2 separate regions of the Homo sapiens genome follow, and region 1 is linked to region 2. Evidence: read pairs that join two places in POLR2A ChIA-PET (ENCODE). Cell type or tissue: GM12878. All regions are shown on one strand. Region 1 overlaps MSH3 (mutS homolog 3). Region 2 holds the start of LOC124901017 (a long non-coding RNA gene).

What was found. Peaks named below come from ENCODE experiments on the same cell type or tissue, not always from the same donor. Only the 100,000 strongest peaks of a DNase experiment are listed, where the experiment ranks them.
Region 1: POLR2A ChIA-PET joins it to region 2 with 7 read pairs; 2 of 35 experiments call an interaction of 5 or more read pairs at or near these places.

Annotation. Positions count from the first base shown.
Region 1 is chr5:80,829,124-80,834,123 of GRCh38, reverse strand. The region is part of intron 20 of MSH3 (mutS homolog 3); the gene reads right to left. Among named protein-coding and RNA genes, the nearest start is that of RASGRF2, 130 kb to the left of the region's middle. In GM12878, no CTCF peak of the experiment used is centred here; no DNase peak of the experiment used is centred here.
Region 2 is chr5:81,209,530-81,214,529 of GRCh38, reverse strand. It overlaps RASGRF2 (Ras protein specific guanine nucleotide releasing factor 2), which reads right to left. Exons shown (of 27, transcript NM_006909.3): 23 at 1,967-2,164. LOC124901017 (a long non-coding RNA gene) reads left to right here and starts at 3,592. Exons shown (of 2, transcript XR_007058842.1): 1 at 3,592-4,471. RefSeq lists an enhancer at 1,933-1,992. In GM12878, a CTCF peak has its summit at 2,006 (motif pointing right); DNase peaks (open chromatin) are centred at 2,019 and 4,537.

The sequences.
Region 1 (5,000 bases), 380 kb after region 2:
GGAAGTAGCAATGCTGAATACACACTGAAGAAATACTGGCTCATGAACCAGTCATCAAGGCTACTGGGGAAGTATGCATTTATAATTGTGGGAACTGTTTATTGATAAACGTATTTCCTGTTAATTTCCTTTAAGAAATGTATAGTTTATTTATTCTAGCTTGATTACTAGAAAACAACTGAATAACATCTTATACCTGGCTTTATATCATAATTCAATTCTTATTTTCTCTCTGATCCAGAGTCTTTGATACCATTCTCTTCTCTTATTATTCTGCTATGTTGTAAATATCTCAGTAAAGTGCCTAAGATGGCTGGGCGCAGTGGCTCACGCCTAAAATCAGTTTTAGAAGCAAGACAAGATATACATTAACAAGAAAGTTTGGCTGTGCGAGGTGGCTCACGCCTGTAATCCCAGCACTTTGGGAGGCTGACGTGGGCGGATCATGAGGTCAAGTGATCGAGACCATCCTGGCCAACATGGTGAAACCCCATCTCTACTAAAAATACAAAAATTAGCTGGGTGTGGTGGCACGCTCCTGTAGTCCCAGCTACTCAGGAGGCTGAGGCAGGAGACTCACTTGAACCCGGGAGGTGGAGGTTGCAGTGAGCCGAGATGGTGCCACTGCACTCCAGCCTGGCGACAGAGCGAGACTCCATCTCAAAACAAAAAAACAAAAAAATAAATAAAGTTTATAGTTTTTATTAAATCAACAATCATTTATAAGACATACTATACTAGACAATGATGTTAAAATATGTTAGAGATTTAGGGAATTCCACAGCATATGTTATTATTATCAAGCTGTCTGTATTTACAGTCAAATGTAGTAAAAAATGAAAAATCCATTCTTTAGGTTTCATCTTAAAGTTAGTTTGCCCTGAGTAGACAGAAGGTTACAGTTATGTGATTAAGGAAAAAAAAAATCACTCTGATATTTTTAGGAGTGGCAGCTGACTAATCTTTCTAATCCCCCTACTCCCCTCCTCGCCTATAACCCTTATATAGGTCAACAAAGCTTAATAAAGCATTGTGGAAAAAAGAAATTAGTACTTTTTTGGGTCAGTTTCTAAAATAAAAAACACTTTCATGGAAATTTGAAAAACAGTTTGTTTTTATGAGATCTTACTATTTTGAGATAATATTCTAGATGTCTCTCAGGCAAATGGAGTGGGCTTCTGTCCCTTCAAATCACAATCTCTGGGCCTTTTGCAAGGAAAATGCTAGTATAAGGGAGAAATACTGCAATTAGGAAAAGAGGACTTTTCATATTGAATGATAACTAGAGCTTAAATATTAAAATTGTTAAGTAGAGGCAATGATTATTCCTATTACAACAGTATTATTGGACATACTTCAAGTGCTTTTAAAAATTATGATATATATATATAAAAATAATAAAATTTACCATTTTAGCATTTCTTAGGTACACAGCTCAGTGGTATTAACATCCACAATGTTGTGTAGCCATCACTACTTTCCATTTACAGAATTTTTTTTTTTTTTTAATGGAGTCTTACTCTGTCACCGAGGCTGGAGTGCAGTGGGACAATCTCAGCTTACCACAACCTCTGCCTCCCAGGTTCAAGAGATTCTCCTGCCACAGCCTCCTGAGTAGCTAGGATTGCAGGCTTGCACCACCACCCTGTATAAGTTTTGTATTTTTACTAGAGACAGAGTTTCACCATGTTGGCCAGCCTGGTCTTTAACTCCTGACCTCAGGTTATCTGCCCACCTCAGCCTCCTAAAGTGCTGGGATTATGGCGTGAGCCACCATGCCAGGCCTCCATTTGCAGAACTTTTTCATCAGAAACAGAAAGAGAAACTCTGTATCCATTAAGAGTAACTCTTTACTCTCCCCTTTCCCCATCCTGGAAAACTCTCCCCTTTCCCCATATTTTCTGTCTCTATGAATGTGCTTATTCTAGGCATCTCATATAAGTGGAATATAGATTTATCCTCTAAGTGCTTTGTATGGGAGAGTTTTTTTTGTTTTTTTGTTTTTTTGTTTTTTGAGAAGGAGTCTCGCCTTGTCGCCCAGGCTGGAGTGCAGTGGCGCGATCTCAGCTCACTGCAAGCTCCGCCTCCCGGGTTCACGCCATTCTCCTGCCTCAGCCTCCCGAGTAGCTGGGACTATAGGCGCCCCGCCACCACACCCGGCTAATTTTTTTGTATTTTTAGTAGAGACAGGGTTTCACCGTGTTAGCCAGGATGGTCTCGATCTCCTGACCTCGTGATCCACCCGCCTCGGCCTCCCAAAGTGCTGGGATTACAGGAGTCAGCCACCACGCCCAACCTGGAGAGGTTTTAAGAGTTAGTTTATTTTGTGTGCTTTCTGAAACTGAAGATGTTCCCATTCACTTCAGGTTGCTAAAAACTTTGAACTCTGTCCAAAATGGATGTCTAAGTCAAAGCTTGTTTTTTTTTTTTTTGGATATTACATACATTTTACAAAAGATAGCTAATCTCCTAACTAACAAAGTACTCTAACTTTTAAGAAGGATGGTATAAGGAAGAAAAACACCCCAAAAAACTAAAGTCCAAGTAGAGGAAAGACTGTAAGAGAATACCAATTACTAAAAGATATGTAGGCACCATATGGTATTTAAAAGGCATAAAAAGCGTGAATTAGTAAATCTGTCTTGTATTTAATTAAACATAAACAATAACTCAGAAATGGAATGAAATTACAAATGATTTACCACTACATATGTGCACTTTAAAAAAGCCTGGAAAGCCATCTACCTAAACAACAATGATCTCCAGGTGGTGGAATTACAAGTGATTAAAAAATTTTGAGTTTAAAATTTTGCATAATGAACATGCATTACTTGTGTAATTAGAAAAACAAATGTTATTTTTAAAAATCACAAATGATACATTTAAGAATTATATCGTATCATTCTGTTAAGACAAGGCAGAAATAACTAGCCTTCTTCTAGCAATATGAAAAACATTTATTAGCATAAGTAAAATTACAGACAATCCCTGACTTATTATTTTAAAATTTTATAACGAGCTTACTGGAGTATTAAGTGCATTTTTGATTTATGATGTTTCTGACTTATGATGGGTTTATCAGGGCATAGTCCCATTTTAACTTGAGAAGCATGTGTATTATAATAGAAAAAAAAGTTTCTCTCATATAATCCTTCCTTCTAATGATTGCAATAAGATCACACTACAGTATTTAAAGTTTATTTATAAAAGTTATAATACTAAACTGCACATATAATCAAGCAAAACCCACTGTAGCAATCTTTCAATTTCCGTGGAAACACTGATGAGAATCAAGAGAACAATCCAGAAAAATTCTAAATTTCTACAGGCTCACATGACAGTGTTCCCTGGCCCTGTCTATAAAGCATGTGTAGGACACTTACGAAGGACACAGGTATTTTCCTTCAAAGAAAATCCACACTGTGCTGACTGGGCAACTCATCCTCTAACATAGCTAGTAGTCCACTTTGTGGGAAAGTCCCAAGAACTGCAAAGAAAAATAATTAACAGAGCAAATGATTTCACTCAATGTTAACTATAGCTAGGAAAACTACACATAATTAAGGTTGTCAAAGGAAGATTAATCTGTCATCATGGATAAAATTAATCAGATAAATCAATAAGATGAATACAGGGGAACCCAATATAACCAGAGGCTGCATCCTTATAAACTGCACACATTATAACCTCATGCAAAACAAAATCTCTCTCTGATCCTGTTTTTCTTCCTATAAAATGTTAGAAATTAAAATGCAAACAATGGCTCCTAAATTTGTGCATCAGAGTCACTTGTAGAGATTCTTAAAAATAAGAGTTCAAGGGCAAACCAGAAACAGGAAAGTAAATTAAATCTGAAGTAGGCAGAAGACAATAAATGATGAGATTACAGCAGAAATCAGTGAAATTGGAAATAGAAAATCAATAGAGAAAAATCAACAACACCAAAAGCTAATTCTTTGAAAAGATCAAGAAAATTAATAATTTCTAGCTTGGCTAAGAAAAAAAGAGAGAGGATACAAATTACTAATATTAAAAATAGAAGAGGAGACATCACCACAGATCTCATGGGCATTAAAAAGATAATAAAGGAATACTGTAAAGTGTTATGGCCATAAATTTCATATCCTAGATAAAACAGACTGATTCCTTGAAAGATACAATCTGTCAAAACTCCCACAAAAAGACAGGGACAATCTGAATAGGCCTGTATCTATTAAAGAAATTGAATCAATAAGTATTAACCTTCTAAAATAGAAAACACCAGGCACAAATGGCTTCACTGGTGAATTCTATCAAACATTTAAGGAAGAAATTAGACCAATTCTCTATAATCTGTTTCAGACAATAGAAGCAGAGGGAATACTTCCTGACACATTCTATAAGGCCAGCATTACCTTAATACCAAAACCGGACAAAGGCATTATAAGAAAACTACAGGCCAATATCTCTCATGAACATAGATGCAAAAATCCTCAATAAAATATTAGCAAAATGAATCCAACAATGTATAAAAAGAAAAACAGACCATAACTAAGTAGGACTCATCCTAAGTGTGCAAGACTGGGTGAACATTTGATCACCAGTTAACATAATCCATCACATCAACTGGCTAAAGAAGAAAAATCACATGATCATATCAACAGACGCATAGAAAGCATTTGATAAAATCCGACACCCATTCATGATAAAAACTCTCAGTAAATTAAGAATAGAGGAGAACTTCCTCAACTTGATAAGGAATATTCACAAAAAAACCTATAGCTAACATCATACTTAATGGTGAGAAACTTGAAGCTTTTCCAACTAGGATCAGCCAAAATAGGAAGCTGTCACCTCTTACCACTCCTTTTCAACACTGCAGTGGAAGTACTAGTTAATGCAATAAGACAGGAAAAGGAAATAAACAGTACTTTGGTTCAAATTTTGACCCTTCTGAAATTCAAGTTGAAACTTAATCTCCAATGTAACAGTACTAAGAGGTGGGGCATTTAAGAGGTGAT
Region 2 (5,000 bases):
CTACAGCAACAGACCAGTCTGTGGGTTCCAGAGTGCAGATTATCAGGCCTGCTGAACAACTCCCCGGCTGATCTCAGATGCAGAGAAGGGACAGCTGTACAGCGGATGTTGTCATCAAAGGTGTCTGAAGCAGGGTATATCTGCAACCAGGCCCTACCTACCATGACTGGAGTAAGGCGCTTGGCTCTAGAGACAGCCTCTCTGGGGGACAGTCCACTAGCCCATGCTAAGGCCACTGTGAGTGACCTATAATGTGACTGAAATGCTAATATTTTATTTAGAGCCTCTACAGATGGTATATTCAAATTTTGAAACAATCATTTCAATATTAGTCTCATCATCTCTATTTCATGATCAGTTCGGTTATTCCTAAACCAGCATCCTATCAAAGACAAGAATATCACTTAACTACGGAGTGGGCCTGGAAACTTTAAGATTTAGGGATCCCTTGGTGATAGCTGGTGATCCCTAGAAAGCTGGTGAAATCTGGATAAGACTGGTGGATTGCACCAATGTTCATTTCCTAGTTGTGATACTGTCTGTAGTAGTGCAAGATGCTGCTGTTGGGGGAAACTGGGTGTAAGGTGCAGGGAATCCCCGCGTTATTTCTTACAACTGCATGTGAAGCTATAATCATCTCAAAACAAAAGTTTGTTTTTTTGTTTTTTTGTTTTTAACCAGTATTTTTAAAAACTGTGGCTTTTATTTACCAGGTCCATTGTTGACAGAAAAGAGGACTTTTGAGTTCTAAGGGGCCAAATTTGGGATTCTCAGAGCACTGCATTTTTACTCTGAGAAAGGTAAGATAAAAGATAGGACTTAGGCTTGGTTTCCTGCCACATGGAGAAATTAAATTGTTCTCCTATGCTAAAGGGAAAAGCTTGGAGGGCAAAATGAAGATGGAAAAGAAATAATGAGTGTCTCTGAGAGGGGCTTAAATCCTCAGAGTAGGGTGATAAAATGAGACAGTTTTTAGGCCATGTCAGCAGAACATACCTAGATCTTCCGGTCTGGGACCCTGGAGGTGGCACTCTGTAGATTCCCCTCACCAACTCTGGGTGTTCACAGCAAGGCAGGGGAGGGTTAGGCAGAGAGGGCCTGATGTAGACCCTTCTATTCTCTGGCACCAATGGGACGTGAGAGCCTGGAAACTTCCCCTGAGGCCCTTTGAGGCCCTTTCCCCCTCGCCCCTGAGACGAGGTCAGCCAGGCTCCCTGGGTGCAATCACCATGCATTGTTCCCAGGCAGGGCAAGCAGGCCAGGTGACACCAGGTACAGGCAATTCACAGCAGCCTGTACCCAATGAATCATCAGCAAAGAATGACCACAGGAGGCCAGAGGAGCAGACAGGTGCCCAAAAGCCCAGAGATGCCCTCCAAGGCACCCAACACCCAGGGAGAAGGCCAGGAGAAAGGGCAGGGGAAGAATCATGATTTAGTTTGAATCTTGAAATTATCTGAGTGAAAATGACAGGCATAGGCAAGCTGAGATTAATGAAAGAAAATGAAAATTGTATTTCTGCACATCTAAATTATTATGCCAAAACTTTACATCTACTACAGGAATGAGCAAGAGAAAGGTGAAAAATGAGGCCTTTTGTCCCTGGCTTTTGGCCCCACAGAGTTTGCACCCTCACTCTGGGAGAGAAAGAATGGACCCACTGGACATAAGTGTGCTTGCTCAAAATCAATGTACCCTCCGAAATAATTCAGGAAACAACTCTTGACTGACAACCACATTGTTTGTGGCTGTCCCCCAAAATGCTTTAATGAATGTTTTAGAAATGCACATGAATGAAATCAATTAAGTGGTAAGAGCCCTGTAATTACCCATGTTGGCACCTTTCTTTGGCAACTGAGCGGCTCATTTCAGTTAATGATTTCCTAATTAGTAATATTTAACTTGGCTCCCATCTCCCAGCCTCTCCTCCTCTTAGCAGCAGGCTGTGTCACACGCTGAGGCTCACCTGCTTAGAGACCTTGGCCCAGGTTTTCTTCAGCCTGTAGATGGCACTTCTGTTTAAGGCCGAGGTGATCTCCAGCACGCCGTTGTAGTTGTGCAGGCATCGGCAGATGTCCGCCACTGCCACCCATTTCTCGATGGCGTTGGCACGGGAGCTGACATCAGCATAGTTCATTATCTGGGAGGCCACCAGGTTACTCATCTGAGACAATCAAAAAGCCCCGAAAGGCAGTCTAAGAGCCCCAAGCAGTGCATTTAGGCAAAATATGTAAATTATCTGCAGACCTGTCAGGAAGGCAGGGTGTTGAGTAGCTTGAAGATCATATTCTACATTTAGATACCAACTTTCTAAAGAGACTAAAGTCTATAAGAATAAACTAATGAGCATCTGTTTGTCCTTTGAGTGAACACAGGGGTTATCTGGATTCCCGCTTGTTGAGGGAAGAGATGATTTTGTTCCTCAGCAATTTTGATGGTGTCATTTCTAATAATTACTGAGGAAATGGGACAGAATAACCTAACGCCTGCGGAAAGGCAATGTCTGTAGATCATGGATGTCACTCCCTGGGGCCTTTCCCTTTACTCCTTGGCCCCCAACAGTGTGTGATTACTCACTCTGAGAAGCCACAGTTATCACAGAGAAAGAAAAAAACACTTGCCCCCAGTTAGATCAAATTCTGAGCTGATTAACTCTCAAACCAGAATCACTTGGCTGCAAGGAAAAGAACATTTTCTTCATCTTATTCTTCACCAGCAGTTAAAAGGACCTATAGTTTTGAGGCTAAGTACCGTAATTTTATTACTTAAAGCCAGTTTAAGAAGCTCAGCTCTTGTAATATGGAGAGGAAAAAAAAAGTGAAATGAGATTACCGTATTAACAAAGGGAATATAGGGCGTGTAATCTTATATCCATACACCAAGTCTGATGGATTCACCCATTCTTTGATGATTCTGAAGACACTTAAGATCTCATAGTGCCTCAACACCATCACTGTGGAAATTCGCTAAAGCACCTACTGCAGTGCTGTTCACTGAGTGCCTGCGCATCCTTAGCGTGAGGAGAGGAATTATTTGGAATCCAGTTTGTCCTGGGAAGAAGTGGTTTTGTTAATCAGTAATTTCGATGAAGAAGTTCTTGCCAATAACTATTGAGGAAATGGGATAGAATAGATTCTTTTAGGTGCTGGGAACAGAAAGACAAATAAATCCATCCCTGACCTTAAGGCAATCTGAGCCTAGGTAGGTGGGAAGGGGAGGGTCGCAGATACATAAACAGGTAAATGCCATGCAGCGAAACACAAAGTTGAGTCTATTCACGGTGGGGTTTGGGAATACACAGGCAGCATGGGGCATCTGGTCTAGTACAGAGGAGGCTTCTAGGAAGAGGTCACGCCTGCACTGAGTCTTTTTTTTTTTTTTTTCTGGAGACAGGATCTTGCTCTATTGCCCCAGGTGGAATACAGTGGCATGATTACAGCTCACCGGAGCCTCGATGTCCAGGGCTCAAGCGATCCTCTCACCTCAGCCTCCCAAGTAGCTGGGACCACAGGTGTGCACTACCATGCCTGGCTAATTTTTTGTATTTATAAAGACAGGGTCTCACTATGTTGCCCAGGCTGGTCTTGAACTCCTGGGCTAAAGCAATCCTCCCAGCTCGGCCTCCCAAAGTGCTGGGATTACAGGTGTGAGCTACAGTCTCCAGCCTTGCATTGAGTCTTAAAGGATCTAAGTATGAGAGCAAGGGGACAGAGGTGGGAGGGATGGTGTAATGGAGGACCTGGCAGCCATCTGAGGGGCACAAGGACTGGGAGAGGCAAGGGTGACAGATGGGCTGTGCTCTTGTATGACAGGTTGGGACCATATCCCTAAGGTAAGGGGAAGCCACTGACAGATTTTTGTCAAAGGGAGGTAGATAATTAGATTGACCTTTCAGAGAAGTCATTCCTGTGCCACTGCATGCAGGATGGTTTAAGGTACATGGCTGTGCTTTGGTCTAGGATAGGCCAAGGTGGACATCCGGGCCAGAGGGACTCAGTGAGTTTAGAGCACAGGTGTATAACTCCACTTGTGATCACAGCCATGTAGCCATAACACGGAAGGCCATCACTTGGCTCTAAGCCACTATTGTCTGTAAAAGGTATAATTGCCCTGTTGACACTGTACAGGAGCTCATGCCCAGAGAAAGAGTTAAGCTGCTGACCCTGAAGGCAAGTGAGAGCTGGCCACACAGCTGTGCGCGGGAGCGACTGGCTCAAGCAGCTGAGACAGAAGAGACAGCGTAAGAGAGCTGCTGATGAAAGAGCTGCTAATGAGACAGCTGCTGATGAGAGCGCCCGCTGAACAAAATCATCTTTCACCTACCTACGGCCCCCTACGTGTTCTTTCAGGCATCCACCCACTCCCCTCAGACCTCAGCATGGGCTGGAACCTGACTCTGAACCTAACAGATGGATTGGAGGGCAGTGAGGTTGCAGGGGAGAGATGAGTCAGGAGCTCCTGGAGAGACAAGGTAAAAGGCCACATCAAGGTGGTGGCAGCGGGGAAGGCAGGGTGGGGAAGAGCCTGAGATATATGTAGATTTAGAGTTTGCAAATATGTTGGGCAGTGGTAAGGGTGAGCTGGTAAGGGAGAAGATGACGTCTAGATCCTGTGCTTGGGTGAGTGAGTGTATGGTGAGGCCACTACCCAAGACTGAGAACAGAGAGGACAATGAAGAAGCAGGCTTGGCGGCTCTGGGGTGCAGATGAAAGGTTCCATCTGTAATTGTCAAGAATGCAATGTAGCAGTCGTCCCAGCAGAGGAGACATGTGGGTCTGGAGCCTGGGATCGAACCTCTCTTTGAGTGTCCATTATATCCCCTGTGTTGGTTCACCACAGGTAACAGAGGTTTGCTTCCCACAGCAGGGAATCTGTTTCTCAGGGCAGGCACTAGATGGGCCATGCCCTTGTCCTTTAGGCAGCAGCGGCACTGAAGCTCATTGTGTGGTAGCATTCACACAGCATCCACGTGCTTTGGGGAAAGCCTGCATGAAACACTG